Regions from separate parts of the Mus musculus genome. Here region 2 is linked to region 1. Evidence: chromatin loops called from intact Hi-C (ENCODE). Cell type or tissue: heart. All regions are shown on one strand. Each heading gives the region's core, and the rest is flanking DNA. Links, peaks and the distances in the headings are about the cores only.

Region 1 (2,916 bases), core at 265-2,764:
GATTATTGTCTCAAAGGTGAGTGCAGGCCACCGGAATGGGGTTCACTGTACCTTGATTCTCTTATGGAGACACAGGTCTCTTTTCCTGTTTCCCAGGATGTATACATGCATGTGTAAATGTATGCACACACATACATATGCACACAAGCACACACTCCATTCTGTCTTATGTAAGACACTGTGTGTGTATGTATGTGCACATGCATGCACTGTGTATAGATGTGTATGGGTGTGTAGGCTTGTGTATACATGTATATGTAGAGGTCAGAGAATAACTTGGGTATGTCCAAAAATGTTGTGTGTTTTGTTTTTAATTTTTTTTGCTTGGTTTTGAGACAGTCTCGTGAAGACCGAGCTGGACTTAAACTCACTATGGAGCTGAAGAAGATAATGGGTTTCTTGCACCTCCTGCCTCTACCTACTAAGTGTGGGATTACAGGACTATACCATAACTCATAGTTTATGCAGTTCTGGGATTCAAACCCAGGACTGTATGGGTGTTGACATTCTACAACAGAGTTACACACTCAACCCATTTTTTTTTAATTACAAGTATTTTTATTCATTTATTTATTTTCCTAGTCTCTGTGTATGGACACACATGTGCCATGACATGTCTATGGAGGTCAGAAGACAGCTTACAGGAGTCTGTTTTCTTGTCAGCCATGTGGGTCCCAGGGTCAGGCAAGGAGGCAAGCTCTTTTATCTGCTGAGCCATCCTACTACCCCCTACTTTAAAAAAAATTCAGTTCTGTGCTTTGAAGCCAGTGCCTCATGCATACTAGGAAATACTCTACCTCTGAGCTACAGCCCAGCCCTCATCTTGTAGGTTTCTATTTTTATTTTTGTTTGAGACAGGGTATCTTACTAGACCAGACTTACCCAGCAGGCCAATTTGGCTAGTGAGTGACCCTTAAGAATCCTCCTGTCTCCAACTCCCCATTGCTGGGATTACAAGTATATCTCACATAACCAGCTTTTCACATGGGTCCTGGGGATCCAAAACTCAGGTCCTCATGCTTGCCTGCACTTTAGTGTCTGAGCCATCTCCTCGGAGCACACACATACTGTTAGACATTGCACATGGATCCATATCTACCATCTCCACAGTGCACATACATATCTTTTGACATTGCACATGGAACTTCACTCACCATCTCCACAGTGCACAGACACAGACACACAGACACACACACACACAATTTACTAAAACAGAACAAAAAAACTTACAACCCACCATCAAATTAGAGAAAGTGAAAATGTGCTGTTCATTTAGTTGATGGATTCTGGATTCTGTCTTTGATTCGTTTTTGGTTAGCAATATCCTTAGCCTGTGACCTTGTAGAAGCAGGCCAAGGGGGCTGCTGGAGAGGTGTGGCTGAGGTCTGTCCTTGAATCCACCCCTGGCCTGGTATCTGGTTTTGGCTAAGTCACAGCAGCAAGTAGTCTGTCTCCTTTTGTAGAGAGGGGCAGAGGACAGATGACTCCTGGGAACAGTCCCAACTCTAAGATCATGTGCTATATGTATGCCTGTGACATCATTCCTGCCTTGGCCAGGATCACCAGCTAGGTTTATCTCCTTGCATACTTTATATAGTTTGGGAGCAAGTCCAGTCCTAGGCTCAGCACTGACTTGTTGGCTCTGAATTTGAGTATAGGAAACCACCAGCTAGCCAAAGCTATACTTTTTGTTTTGTTTTGTTTTAAAAACCAGCAACTTAAAAAAGTTTGATTGTGCTGTTGTTTGTTTTTAAACAAAGTTTCACATGACCCAGGTTGGCCTTAAACTCATGATGTACCCCGAGGATGACCCTGATCGTCCTGTCTCTGCCGATGGAGTGTTAGGGTGACACTCTCCACTATGCCAGGGCTACTGCAGCCAACTTTCATTCTGTAGGTGGAAATTCCAGATTGCAGAAGCTGAGGATATAGCTTAGTCCGTAGAAAGCTTCCTAGTATTCAGGAAGCCCTGGGCTCCATTCCCAGCACCATATAGACCCAGTGCAGGGGGTTCAGTCCTGCTACTGCAGCATTTGGAAGGTGGAAGCAGGAAAGTTGGGCATTTAATGTTATCCCTACCTACATAGCAAGTTTGAGTCCTTTCTAAGGTATATGAGACCCTGTCTGAAAACAAAAACAAAATCACCTTACATCCATGAATAACCACAAGGGTATTTTAAAAAATGGTGATAAGTGAATATTACAGAATTTATTTGCACTTGAATGAGTATAGATGCATACACATTTCTGGTCTGACTGAGACACATTTAAGAAGGTGAATGCATATCTTCTTAAATGTTACACACGGTCCCACACTCTTCTGGAAGCACACGAAGGACTTTATTTGAAGTTGATGACAGGTGTCTTGCTCTGTGGATCCTTGTTTTCTGAGGTAGGACTTTTTTTTTATTAGCTCCCTAATTTGTCTAACCTGGCTGGCCAATGAGTTCCAGGGATCCTCCTGTCTCTACTTTCCCAGTCCTGAGGACTAAGATGTGTGTTATTATGTTTGGTTTTCATGTGGGTTACCAGGGTTTGAACTCAGGTCCTCATGCTTGCGTGCTAGTCACTTTACCTACTGGATCACTTCACCAGTCCACAGAGCTTATACTAAGGAGGCCTAACAATAGTTGAACAATTATGAATTATGTGGACAAAGGCAGAGTGTGGAGGCCACCTTTGGAGGAAATGGAATACCAGTGTTGAATGAGGACAGAGCTTCGGTTTAGATGAGAGTTCTGGAAATGGTTAGAGGCAATGATGGTGCCACACTGTAAGTAGACACCACTAACTATGTACCCACACATGATTTCAATGGTACCATTTTATGTTATGTTTATTTAACCATAATTTCTATAATACATATAATAAATGACCAGTAGTACCTTTCTGTTTATATCATAATTTGAGTCTATT
Region 2 (2,916 bases), core at 125-2,624, 50 kb before region 1:
CCAAATCCCCAGCCCTCTTTCTGGTTTTGTTTGTACTTAGAACAAGTTTTTGCTTTTTGTTTTGGGTGTGTCTGCATGAGATGCTGGGGATCAGACCCATTGTAGCCTTGAGCATGCTGGACAAGCTCTCTCCCTCCGAGTTACACCTCTAACTTCTACTCGTGTTTTGTTTTTGAGACAAGGTTTTGATATGTAGTACAGTTTGGCCTTAAACTCACAATCTTTTCGCCTCTTCTTTCCAAGTATAGGAACTGTGGATGTGTACCACCAAGCCACACATCTAAAAAGTTTCTTAAAAAGATTTATCTTTATTTTTAATTGTGCATGTGTGCACACACACATGCACACACGCACACACGCACATGCACAGTACTCATGGAGATCAGAAGGGAGTGGTGGATCTCCTGGATCAGGAGTTATAGGTGATTGTGAGCTGACTGACATTGGTGCTGAGAACTAGATCTCAGTCCTCTGGAAGAGCTGTAAATACTCTTAACCATGAAGCCACTACTCCAGCTCTTAACCACTCCAGCTCACTACTAGCTATTTGAAAATACATAATTAATTATTGATTATAACTAAAAGCTTCCTGATGTGAAGATAGAGACTTAAGCAATTGGACTAAATTCGTTTAATCAGGTCTAAGGTTTAGGTTATTTGTATTGGCTTGTCATTTGTTGAGATAAGGTTGCATGTAGCCCAGGATGGTCCTAAACTTGTTACATTTGGCAGAACATAGTGCCTGTACTTCTGTTCCTTTTTGCCTCCACCTCTTCAGTGATGGGACTGTTCCATCATGCTGGCATTATGTAGAGCTGGGGATTGAACCCAGGCTTCCTACAGGCTAGGCAAGTACTCTAGCGTCTGAGCCCCTGCTGACATAGGGACTGTGGGTATGGCTCAGGATGGAGCTCCTAGGAGTCCCCCTGGGAAGGATGAGGGGTGTTGGCTCAGCCTTAGAGTGCCTGACTAGTCTGTATGAGGCCATGGGCTCCATTACCTGCATCACCAAATGGGTAATGCTATGACAGGTTGTCTTTGAGATTTTTGTATTACAAGCATTTGTATTGAGCCCTTCACTGTCAGGAATGTGGAAGAGGGGCAGGGTGACTGCTGGGTGTTGGGTGGTAGAAATACATAGCTTTTGAATTCTAGCTTTTGAACAAACGCTTCTTTTCCTTTCTGAAGCAGCTTCCCGTAAGTTTTTCCTTTTTATGGTGCTTCTACAGTGTTCCAGGGTGATCTCCTCGGTTCTCAATGGCTTGAGCCTTACCAAGTTAGTGAGTTATTCTGAGTTCTGGAATCCAGCATCTGGTGCAGCTTGTGGCTCTTGGCTTTGACCTAGGAGGTTGTGCCAGCCAAAGGAGGTGGCTTCCCCGTGCCTCGGGGCCAGCCTGGGAGGCTGCAAGCTTTTAAAGGCCATGGCTTGTGCTGGAGACATGTGTTCCTCTGGCACTGGCTTTGTTGAAAACACATTCCCTAGATAGTTTCTTTTCTACACAGACGTTTGGAGATTCTTGGGTGTGCTAGAGGCATCCTCTCTCTCCGTCTCTCTCTCTGTCTCTGTCTCTCTGTCTCTGTCTGTCTCTCTGTCTCTCTGCCTCTGTCTCTCTGTCTCTCTGTCTCTCTGTCTCTCTCTCTCTCTCTCTCTCTCTCTCTCTCTCTCTCTCTCTCTGTGTCTTCTCTGTACAGTGCAGTGATTTGCTGTTTTCTAGGTTTGGAAAGTGGTGTGCAGGAAAGTGGGACTTTGCATGCTGATCTCAGCCAGCCCCACCTGACTTCACTAAGTCAAGGCTGGTAGAATCCCTCAGTTTATGGACAAGAAATGGAGGCTGGCAGAAAAGCCAAGGGGAAGCAGCAGCTGCTGTGATGGGCTGCAGGGTTTGCTCTGAGCTCACAGCCTGACCTGGGTTCAGGGCCAGTAGCCATCTTCTCTCCTAATTCCTGTGCCCAGCTGGCCACAGGAGCCCTCTTGACATTTCTGTTTTTTATTTTCTGGGCTGTGAGTAGGACCTAGCAGCCGTGTGCGTTCTGGGCAAATATTTGCCACTGATCTGTATCTCAGGCTCTTACTTTAACTTATTTACTAAGGATCTCACGTAGCCCAGGCTGGCCTTACCTTGAACTCACTATGTAACTGAAATTCCTTCAAATTTATTTATTTTTAAATGTAATTTATTTTTTTCACCTACAAACAAAAACAAAAACAAAAAACATCAAGAGCAGCTGCTTTCTAGACAAGGGAACAGGGATGTCTCACCTCCTCATTGCTGCCTTGTTAACTGCCTGCTGGATCTAAGCACCCTGTGGTTGGTTCCTTTCCATTTTCCAGCTCTGTCATCAGGCACCTGTAGAGCAGGAGGACTTGCCTGACTCTTGCCAACAGTTATGTCCATGATTGTATCCCAGAAGGAAGTTTGCAGGCAGTGTTAAGGGACTGAGCCAGAATGTGGTCAGAGCTGGCTCCCATCAGATTTGAGTGGAACGCCTCAATTGTCCCACTGCAGAGGATAATTATCTTAATTGTTAATACTCTTGACTTTCCTGTTTGGGGCCATGCTTAGCAAATGGGGTGTGAGCGTGAACTCTTGACTGTCTCCCGAGGCCAACAGACACAAATAATATTATGCAGTTGCAAAGACAGGCCATTTATGAAGCTGTTAGCTGTGGCGGCAGCCTTCGCTCCTTTACTCATTTCCCCAACCCTTGAAGCACTGGCTTATCTTTACCTACTGAGGCTTAATTGATTCCACGTTAGTCCTTTAAAGATTATTTTTGTGTGCATTGCATAGCACACACGTGCACACATACACACATGCATGTGCACCTGCAAGTGGGTATCATCTCCCATGCATAGGAGTGTGATGGCCAGAGGTTGATGTAAGAATATCCTTGGTTGGTTTCCCACTTTATTTT

The links. Peaks named below come from ENCODE experiments on the same cell type or tissue, not always from the same donor. Only the 100,000 strongest peaks of a DNase experiment are listed, where the experiment ranks them.
Region 2: it touches region 1 in a loop (2.5-fold over the local background); 4 of 42 quality-filtered maps call a loop at or near these places.

Annotation. Positions count from the first base shown.
Region 1 is chr8:3,186,225-3,189,140 of GRCm38, reverse strand. Insr (insulin receptor) reads left to right here. Exons shown (of 21, transcript NM_010568.3): 9 at 1-16. Among named protein-coding and RNA genes, the nearest start is that of Insr, 92 kb to the left of the region's middle. In heart, for the core only: no CTCF peak of the experiment used is centred there; a DNase peak (open chromatin) is centred at 1,480; H3K27ac peaks cover 1,499 bases.
Region 2 is chr8:3,236,016-3,238,931 of GRCm38, reverse strand. All of the region lies in intron 2 of Insr (insulin receptor), which reads left to right. Among named protein-coding and RNA genes, the nearest start is that of Insr, 42 kb to the left of the region's middle. In heart, for the core only: no CTCF peak of the experiment used is centred there; DNase peaks (open chromatin) are centred at 891, 1,381 and 2,471; H3K27ac peaks cover 1,067 bases.